Regions from separate parts of the Homo sapiens genome. Here region 1 is linked to region 2. Evidence: read pairs that join two places in POLR2A ChIA-PET (ENCODE). Cell type or tissue: GM12878. All regions are shown on one strand.

The links. Peaks named below come from ENCODE experiments on the same cell type or tissue, not always from the same donor. Only the 100,000 strongest peaks of a DNase experiment are listed, where the experiment ranks them.
Region 1: POLR2A ChIA-PET joins it to region 2 with 5 read pairs; 5 of 35 experiments call an interaction of 5 or more read pairs at or near these places.

What each region holds. Positions count from the first base shown.
Region 1 is chr6:12,153,400-12,158,399 of GRCh38, forward strand. All of the region lies in intron 7 of HIVEP1 (HIVEP zinc finger 1), which reads left to right. Among named protein-coding and RNA genes, the nearest start is that of EDN1, 130 kb to the right of the region's middle. In GM12878, no CTCF peak of the experiment used is centred here; a DNase peak (open chromatin) is centred at 2,572.
Region 2 is chr6:12,244,330-12,249,329 of GRCh38, forward strand. All of the region lies in intron 2 of LOC124901260 (a long non-coding RNA gene), which reads right to left. It also overlaps a transcript of EDN1 not described here. Among named protein-coding and RNA genes, the nearest start is that of EDN1, 44 kb to the right of the region's middle. In GM12878, no CTCF peak of the experiment used is centred here; no DNase peak of the experiment used is centred here.

The sequences.
Region 1 (5,000 bases), 91 kb before region 2:
CTTTTAAATCATTCTCTGAGAAAAAGTCAACTCCTTAATTAGTCCTTGTTTGAATTATGATCAAATAGTATTGGTTTGTACAGAATGATGCTAACTTAGGATCCAGGCTATAGATGGCTGCAACCGGAATAGAGCCATTTAGTCATCATATGTACAATAGAGTAAGAAATGCAAAAAAAAAAAAAAAAAAAAAATAGATACAAGATAAGAGCACTTTTAGGTTCTAAGAATTTAAAATGTGTATCTAGGTTAGAGTGAATTGGGGTGAAATTTCCTGTGCTTCCAAGTTAACCAGTAGAAGTGTTGAAATTGATTTCAAGAATTGATAGTGTCCTATTAAACAATCAGAAGACAGAAGGTACTAGTGAGAAGTCTTGATTTGACTATGGGGCTAATAGGGAGGTGCTTGTTGTGCAAGCTTATGTGAGAGAATAGCTGTATCAGTAGAGTAAAAGACCCTAGAGCGGGCTGGGTGCAGTGGCTCACGCCTGTAATCCCAGCACTTTGGGAGGCCAAGGCAGGTAGATCACTTGAGGTCAGGTGTTCAAGACCCGCCTGACCAACATGGTGAAACCCCGTCTCTACTAAAAGTGCAAAAATTAGCCAGGCATGGTGGCGGATGCCTGTGATCCCAGCTACTCAGGAGGCTGAGGCAAGAGAATCAGTTGAAGCTGGGAGGCGGAGGTTGCAGTGTACATGTGTATTCCATATATACAAGTGAAGATATGAATCCATACTGATAACTTCCAGTCCAGCACCACTGAATTTATTCTAGTCGTCTCCATTTCCTTCTCTTCTTCACCCACAGTGAGAAACCTGGTTCGCACCTACAGTATGTTTACATATTTGCTCAGTTCTAGTATATAAATAAACTAGTTTCAGAAATCCTTACCTTTACTCCTGTAAGAAACAGATTTAAAATTACGTGCAGCGTGTGCCATTCTTGTCTCTAGCCTTCACAGTCTCCAGTCAAAACCCTCTTTGCCAAGGTTATCTAGGACAGGACCTTACTTTCCATGCCCTTAGCGTGGCTGTGCCATCCATGCAGCTGCAGTCAGAGCCGTCTGTCTCAGCTTGCATTCCTCTTAGGTTCACCTCACATCCTAGTTGATTCCGTTTTTATTTACTTACAATAGAATTTACTTTATGGTGTATAGTACGTGGTTTCTGACAAATGCATAGAATTGTATGTTCATCACATGGACACAAGGAGGGGAACATCACACACCAGGGTCTGTTGGGGGTGGGGGACAAGGGGAGGGAGAGCATTAGGACAAATACCTAATGCATACGGGGCTTGAAACCTAGAAGACGGGTTGATGGGTGCAGCAAACCTCCCTGGCACATGTATACCTCCATGGCACATGTATGTAACAAACCTGCACATTTGCCACATGTATCCCTGAACTTAAAGTATAATAAATTTTTTAAAAATTGTGTGTTTATCCCACCTTTCTTTTCTAATGTTGGTAATTTGTATCTTCTCTCTCTCTTTCTTGGCTAGTGTTACCAGAGAATTTTTCTAAGAACCCAGCTTTTGGTTTCCTTGCCTTTCTCTATTTTTCTTTTTTCAATGTCATCATTTCTGTTCTTATTTTGATTATTTTTTCCCTCTCCTTGCTTTGAGTTTAGTTTGATCTTCTTTTTCTGATTTCTTAAACTGAAAATTTAGATTTATCCGAGAACCTTCTTTTCTAATGAAAGTTTTGAATACGATAAATTTCCCACTGACCACTGCATTAGTTACATCCCACAAAATTCGAATGTTGTGTTTTAATTTTCATCCAGTTGAAAATATTTGACATGTTTTGAGACTTCCTCATTAACCCAATGAATATTTAGAGATGTGTTCTTTTTTTTCTTCAACTTCTAAGTTCAGGGGTACATGTGCAGGGTGTGCAGGTTTGTCGCACAGGTAAACGTGTGCCATGGTGGCTTGCTGCACAAACCATCTCATCATCTCAGTATTAAGCCCAGCATTTCTTCCTGATGTTCTTCCCCCACACCCCTATCACCCCCCAACAGACAGGCCCCAGTGAGTATTGTTCCCCCCAATGTGTCCTCGTGTTTTCGTCATTCAGCTCCCACTTATAAGTGAAAACATGCGGTATTTGGTTTTCTCTTCCTGCATTAGTTTGCTGAGGATTATGGCTTCCAAATCCATCTATGTCCCTGCAAAGGACATGATCTCATTCTTTTTGATGACTGCAGAGTATTCTATGGTGTACATGCACCACGTTTTCCTTATCCAGTCTATCATTGATGGGCATTCAGGTTGATTCCATGTCTTTGCTATTACGAATGAACATATGCATGCATGTTATCTTTATAGTAAAATGATTTCTGTTCCTTTGGGTATATACCCAGTAATGTGATTGCTGGGTCAGATGGTATTTCTGCAGAGGTCTAGGTCTTTGAGGAATCACCACACTGTCTTCCACAATGGTTGAGCTAATTTACACTCCCACTAGCAGTGTCAAAGCATTCCTTTTTCTCTGCAACCTCTCCAGCATCTGTTATTTTTTAACTTTTTAATAATAGCCGTTCTGACTGGCCTGAGATGGTATCTCATTGTGGTTTTGATTTGCATTTCTCTAATGATCAGTGGTGTTGAGCTTTTCTTCATGTTGTTGGCTGCATGTATGTGTTCTTTTGAGAAGTGCCTATTCATGTCCTTTGCCTGCTTTTTAATCGGGTTACTTTTTTTCTTATAAATTTGTTTAAGTTCCTTGTAGACTCTGGACATTAGACCTTTGTCAGATGGATAGATTGTGAAAATTTTCTCCCATTCTGTAGGTTGTGTGTTCACTCTGATGATAGTTCCTTTTGTTGTGCAGAAGCTCTGCAGTTTAATTAGACCCCATTTGTCAATTTTTCCTTTTGGTGTTTTCGTCATAAAATCTTTGCCCGTGACTGTATCCTGAATGATATTGCCTAGATTTTCTTCTAGGGTTTTCATAGTTTTTCATTTTACATTTAAGTCTTTAATCCATCTTGAGTTAATTTTTATATATATTGTAAAGAAGGGGTCCAGTTTCAGTTTTCTGCATATGGCTAGCCAGTTTTCCCAGCATCGTTTATTAAATAGGGACTCTTTCCCCCCATCACTTCTTTTTGTTTGTTGAAGATCAGATGGTTGCTGGTGTGCAGTCTTATTTCTGAGTTCTCTATTTTGTTCCGTTGATCTATGTGTCTGTTCTTGTACCAGTATCATGCATGTGTTCTTTAATTCTGCAATAATTTGATGGTTTTTCAGATATCCTCCAATTAATTGATTTCTGGTTTAATTCTGTTTTCATGTAAAAACACACTCTGTATGGTTTCTACTGATTTTAAATAGTTGAGGTTTATTTTGTAGCTCAGAATATGGTATGTACTGGTGAATGTTCCACATACCCTTATATAAAAAGTATGTTCTGCTGTTGAGTGGAACATTTCTATAAATGTCTATTAGGTCTTGATAGTGTTTTGCGGGTCTTTTATGTTCTTCCTGATTTTCTATTTATGTGTCCCATTAATTACCGAGAGTGGATTATTGAAGTCTTCAGCTCTGATTATGGATTTATTTTTTTCAGTTTCCGCTCCTTTATTTCGAAGCTCTATTGCGTACACACTTAGGATTGTTATGTTCATGGGATGACCTATATCATTATGTAATGCTCCTGTTTATCCTTCATAATATTCTTTGCTCTGAAGTCCACTTCGTCTGATATTAGTATAGTTTCTGCAGCTGTATTTTAGTTATTGATTTATGGTATATCTTTCCCCAAACTTTTATTTTCAGCCTACTTATGTCTTTATATCAATATTTAAAATGCGTTTCTTATATACAGTATATACATGGGACTTGCATTTTATTCAGTCCTAGTCATTTCTGTCTTTTAATTTATGTGTTAGACCACCCCTTTTAATGTTATTATTTGTGTAATTGGATTAAAATGTACCATATTGGCAACCGTTTTCTGTTTGTTTCATTTTTGGGTTTCAGTTTTCTTTTGATGCCTTCTCTAGTATTAACTGAGTGTTTTTTATGATTCTGTTCTATTTCCTCTACTGACTTATTATTTATACTTTTAAAAAATTGTATTTATCTACCTTCAGATAATATTACATTGCTTTACATGGAGCCTATAGACTTTACTGCAGTTTATACACAGCTCCTTCTTTCCGTGCTTTATGCTATTGTGGCCATACCTTTTTACATTTACATCTACTGTGAACGCACAGTACATTGTTTTACACATTCAGGTATCTTTTAGAGCAATTAAAAAATAAGAAAAAAAATTGTGTCCCCATTTATTCTATTTTCACTGCTCTTTGTTTGTTTGTGTAGATCCGGGCCTCCATCTGATGTTGTGTTCCTTCTGCCTGAGGAACTTCCGTTTAACATTTATTGTCCACTAGGTCAAGCAGCTGGCAATGAATCCCCTCAGTTTTTGTTTTTCTAAGAAAGTCTGTATTTCTCTTTCATCTTTGAAAATTATTTTCAATGGGCATAGAATTCTGGATTTAACAGTTTTCTTGATATTGTTACCATATTTTTTATTTGCACCATTTTCATTGGATTCTTTTTAATAGTTGTCAGCACTCAGCTGAAAGTCCCATCTGTTATTGTCTACCTTTCCCTTTAGAGCCTTCAAAATATGAACCATAGTTATTTTAAATTCTCAGTCATTTCTAACATAGGTGTCATATCTGACTGTGGTTCTGATTATTGCTTTGTCTCTCTGAAGTATGTTTTTTTCTTGCCTTCTTGTATGCCTTGTAATTTTGTGTTGAAAGCTGTACATCTTGTGTAAGACAGTAGAGACCCATGGAAATTGTTTGTATCCTAGAAATGTGCATGCCTCTCCTTCCTAGAGGCCTTTAGTGTGGGAGTTAGAGTTTATCTAGTTAGGAGTTTGCTAGGTTTGAGAGATTTGTTGGCAGCTATCCTCACTGCAGGAAAGGCTTCATGTTCCTGTAGAGATACCTTGTGTTTTGGCTGGGGGTTGGATCAC
Region 2 (5,000 bases):
ATGTTGGCTATACAATATTTTGAAAAATCACATTTGTTACTATCACTGATCTCATTAGAAAAGTCTTTGAGGCATTGGGAAGCTGTCTGGTTTACACAAGCAGGTACAAGTTTACCAAAATTCAAAGTTTTGCTTGAAGGTTCAAATGTTATTTTCAGCAACGAATAATGTTTGTTATTTTCCTTGAAGTGACAGGCTCTCTATTTAGTCTCAAGAAAAAGTTTGTCAAATAGCCAAGGCTGAATAACAATAGTTTGCAGTCAGTTGTCTTTTAGGGAAAAAATGCTTCCATGCAAAAATAGGCTATTTCAGCCTACAACTCATAGCAAGTGTGTAAGTATTAGAGTATACTGTAAGTGCTTCATGCTCACAATTACTACAAATGTCAACATGGTAAAGAAGGCAAATAACGTCTTAATATTATTTAAAAAATAGTTTTGATCTTATGCTCCTGCAAAAGGATCTTAGAGAAGCCCAGGGGTCCACAGACCACACTTTGAGAGCCGCTGCTCTAGGGTATTCTAACATTAAATTACAAGACTCATTGACCCCACACAGATGAAATTTACAACAATATGGCTTTTAATTAATCAACTTTTCCTGCAACTTCTACCCTATCAGGAACAAATAAGCCAAGAGCAAAATGTTACAAAAGATTGTGATAACTGAGTTTAAGATCAATGTACGAGAACTGTCTTATCAATATCACCCATAATTATTAGTGTAAAGAAGTCACAAAATGTCTTTTAAAAAATTCTACCCTGAAAATATTTCAGAATGTAAGAAGTGGCAATAATTATAATAAGTGGCTACAAACTCCACTTTGAATGCATTTTCAGCAGCTTTTTTCCTAAACATTTATCACGTATTATTTTATTTTAACATGTCTCTGTGATATGGGTACATAGGACTTGATATCATCTCTGTTTTAGAGATGAGGAAACTGAGAAAAAAATGACTAGATTCACCCACCATTGCCTAGGAAACTGGCGGTGGAACTGGGTAGCTCTCCTGATGAATATTTCAATGCCTTTTCTTTTTCACCCTGTGGAATCACTTGGCCAGCCAGACTCAGCAAACACGTTTCATGTCAATAAAAAGAGAATATTCCAATGAGCCCAGTGACTTTGGAAATCCCTAAAGTGGAGTGTTCCAAGTAACTGAAAACCTGGGGGGAAAGAGTGACCTCTGTGAGCTTTTCCAGCTTCCACTTCTGCTGATGGGTGGAAGTTCATAGGAAGGAAGACATTCTCTTAGCCTGGGCTATGTCCCTTGCTAAATTTAGGATTCCAGATTATAGAAACACCCTCAGATGACCAAGCCCTCCACCCCTGATGTTCTGGGAGCTCTCATTCTGAAAGAACAAATGCATTTTTCCTTCCCCTTTGGAACCAGATAGTAAACTTGGCCAAGGAGCCTGCCAGCCACTGGCCTGGTGTGAGTGAGTGGGGTGATTATTTGGAGATTTAGGCAGAAAGTGTTGAAGGGAAAGAGGCTGTGGGTGGGGAGGGACAATCAGCTAAAGAGATGGGAAGTATCATCCTCTTGTCTTGTTAAAGCAGAAAACTGTTTAAAATGTCATGCCCATATTTACTAGCTGTTTATAGGTAACAGAATCTCCTCTGTGTGTCGTCAGTGAGTAATTGCCATAACAATGTTGTATTTACATGACCCATATTTTACCCCACAAAGGCAGAGAAGATCCTTAAAGAAATTGCATATACCTCTATGGTGTGTAGAGAAGAACAGCTGCTTTCCTCCCTCTTCCTACTCATATGGCTCTTGAAAATGCTCTCAGCCTCTTCCTTTAATAATTTCCATCATGTCCTCCTCTGCCCTTTAGATTGTAGCACACGATTTAAATGGAAGGTGCAGGGAAGTGTTTCTGAGTGGTTTGCCTGACTCAAGCCACCTGGTGGGCAAGGGGCAGCATCTGAGAGGCTTCCTTCCACAGCCCGCCTCTTAGGGCCCAAGAGATAACAAGACCACATGCAGCTCAGATGCAATCACTTCTTAACATAGCTCAGAGGCAATCACTTCTTAACATTTGAGAAAACTTGCCTGGGTGAAAAACCATTTTCCCAGACAGCAATTTGCCTAGGAGTTGCAATGACATTGTCTTTCTGTGCCAAGAATATCAATCAGTTCAAAAGTCCCTCTCCTGAGAGCCACTGGCAAGATCCTGGGCGTGCACACACAAGCAGTATCTGTAACCCTGCTGCTTGGGGTTAGTGTAAATGTCAAGGCTGTGTATTAGAATTAATTGTTCTGCCACTATCTGCTCTTCCTTTCTCTTTTCCTCCTTTTGTATAATCGTTTGCCTTTTTTTTTCTCCCTCGATCTTGTTGTTTCTAGCTTTATTGTTCTCAGTTTAGACTTGTGAGCCTTTGGGATGAAAAGTGATGTAAACTCTTGGAGAGGAAAGAACCCTGGATCATAGGCCAGAAGGCCTAAGTCCCAGTAACACTCTCATCCGTTAGTCCAGTCACATCACTAACCTATCTCCACCTCAGTTTTCCATCTCAAACTGGAGATAATAATCTGTATATTGATTGCTTTTTGAGACCCTTGTAAGAATCAATTGTTATTATGTAGCACTATTGAACATATGTACTTACTTTCATTACAGTACCTAGAACACCAGCTAGTGCATAGAAGGTGCCCAATAAACATTTGTTGAATTGATGACTATATTTGGAAATATTTTGTAAACTATGAAATCACTACACACATGTTTTTATGACATTTTTCATAGATGATGCTACTAGCCTGCAGTGCTCTAGGCCTTGGGTTGTGTCTTGTCATGTCGGCTGTGTAAACAGGCTGGCTCCTGCCATGCCACAGGTGGCTGGGGATCTCTTTCCAGGCCACAGCATCTACTTGGTTTCTGTGATTCCAATTCCTGTGTGGATCTGACCCACTAACTAGAAGTTTGCGCTAAGTGAACCTTGGTGTGTAAATGTTGGTGCTGGAGGGTGAATGTGGGTACCTTGAAGCCCTGGTCTTATAAATGAGTAACATGTTTCTGTATAACATGGAATGATACAGATGATGGCATTGAGAATCCTGCTGGTCTCGGAAATTTCAAGGGAGTTCTAGACCAGATCAAACAAGAGACAATGGAAGATACCAGTATTTGGCAAAGGAAAGACATTTAGAATTTAGAAGTATTCTAAAGGATGATTTCTTTTTTTTTTTCTTTCTTTCTTTTTTTTTTTTTTTTTTTTTGGAGACAGTCTCACTCCTTCACCCAGGCTGGAGTGCAGTGGCGTGATCTCAGCTCACTGCAAACTCTGTCTCCTGGGTTCAAGCGATTCTCATGCCTCAATCTCCTAAGTAGCTGGGATTACAGACATGCGCCACCACGCCGGGCTAATTTTTGTATTTTTAGTAGAGATGGGATTTCACCATGTTGGCCACGCTGGTCTCAATCTCCTGACCTCAGGTGATCCACCTGCTTTTGCCTCCCAAAGTGCTGGGATTACAGGTGTCAGCAACCACACGCAGCTCTAATGGATGATTTCTATTTACATCCTTCTTATAGACTGAGACAGATCCCCCTAAAATTCATGTGTTGGGACCCTAGCCTCTGTATTTGGAGACAGAGTCTGTGAGGAGATGTTAAAGGATAAATAAAGTCATAAGGTTAGGGTCTTAATCCAATGAGGCTGGTGTCCTTATAAGAAGAAAAGGAGATACTAGATCTCTCTTTCTCCCTCCACTCTTGTCTTCTGCTCCACAAAGGAAATATCAATGGATATTCCTCACAAGTCTAAACTGAGAACAGTAAAGCTAGAAACAACAAGATCGAGGGAAAGAAAAGGCAAAAGATTATACAAAAGGAGGAAAAGAGATAGGAAAAGCATAGTGGCAGAACAATTAATTCTAATACACAGCCTTGACATGGAGCAAGAAGGAGGCTGTCTGCAAGCCATGAAGAGAGAGCTCTTACCAGGAACTGAATCGGCCACCTTGGTCTGAAACTTCTAGCTTCTAGCTTCCAGAACTGTGTGAAAATAAATGTCTGTGCCTTAAGCTACCCAGCCTATGGTATTTATTATGGCAGGCCAAGCTGACTAATACAACCCTCACCTCCTCTGTCTCATTTCTGGGTAGCTATCCTGAAATTCATGATTCTGACATTCTCCTATATGCAAAGAACATTGAAGTCTATGAGCAGACTGAATGTATATGTCTAAATATCCTTGTGAACTAAGCATGATGGAAGAGAGGAGACAAGAATAGCCACACTCCACTGAATGACAAGTCAAAGATTGCAATGAGCAACTCTTTTACCTGGCTTGCCTGAGATAATTTTGATACATTACACTAAGCTTCAGGAGAGTGAAAGGGTGTAGGTTATGTCAATTAGCTTGTGGACTTTTTGCAAACCATGTGATTAAGGCTGGTGACATTCTGCATCAGGTTTTAACAAAACAAGGTTTCTAAAGTTAGTTTGGATACATTGATTTTTCTTACACCACCACTGTTGCTAGTTGGGTATATTAAGTGATATTATAGCATACGTGCAAAGGGAAATGATTATTTGGGACAGTGAAAAAAACTGTATATTCAATGTGATGATAGAACAAGTGTGAAGGCTGAGTTTGGCAATTTTGGGTTTGATCCTCAACCTCTAATTTTTGCAAGTTTGGAGCCATGATCTTCTAATTATTTAGCACAAATGTTGAAGAAGTTAGACACAAATGAGTCAAAGTTAATCTATCACATTCATTTTTAAACTTTAGTGTTTCTATGAATCATCTGAAGAGCTTGTTAAGAGCCAGTGAGTTTTCGGGTGAGCCTCAGATTTTGTATTTCTAACAAGTTTCAGCTCATATCAATGCTGCTGGTCCATGAACTGTACTTGGAGTAGCAAGGATCTAGAATACTGTGTGTCAGATGGAAAGATGAGACATTTAGTTTTTCTCCATGAATAAAATACGTGAGATTCAACTGTTGCTTTGTTTTGCAATACTATGGGATTCCTCTCTAAAAAT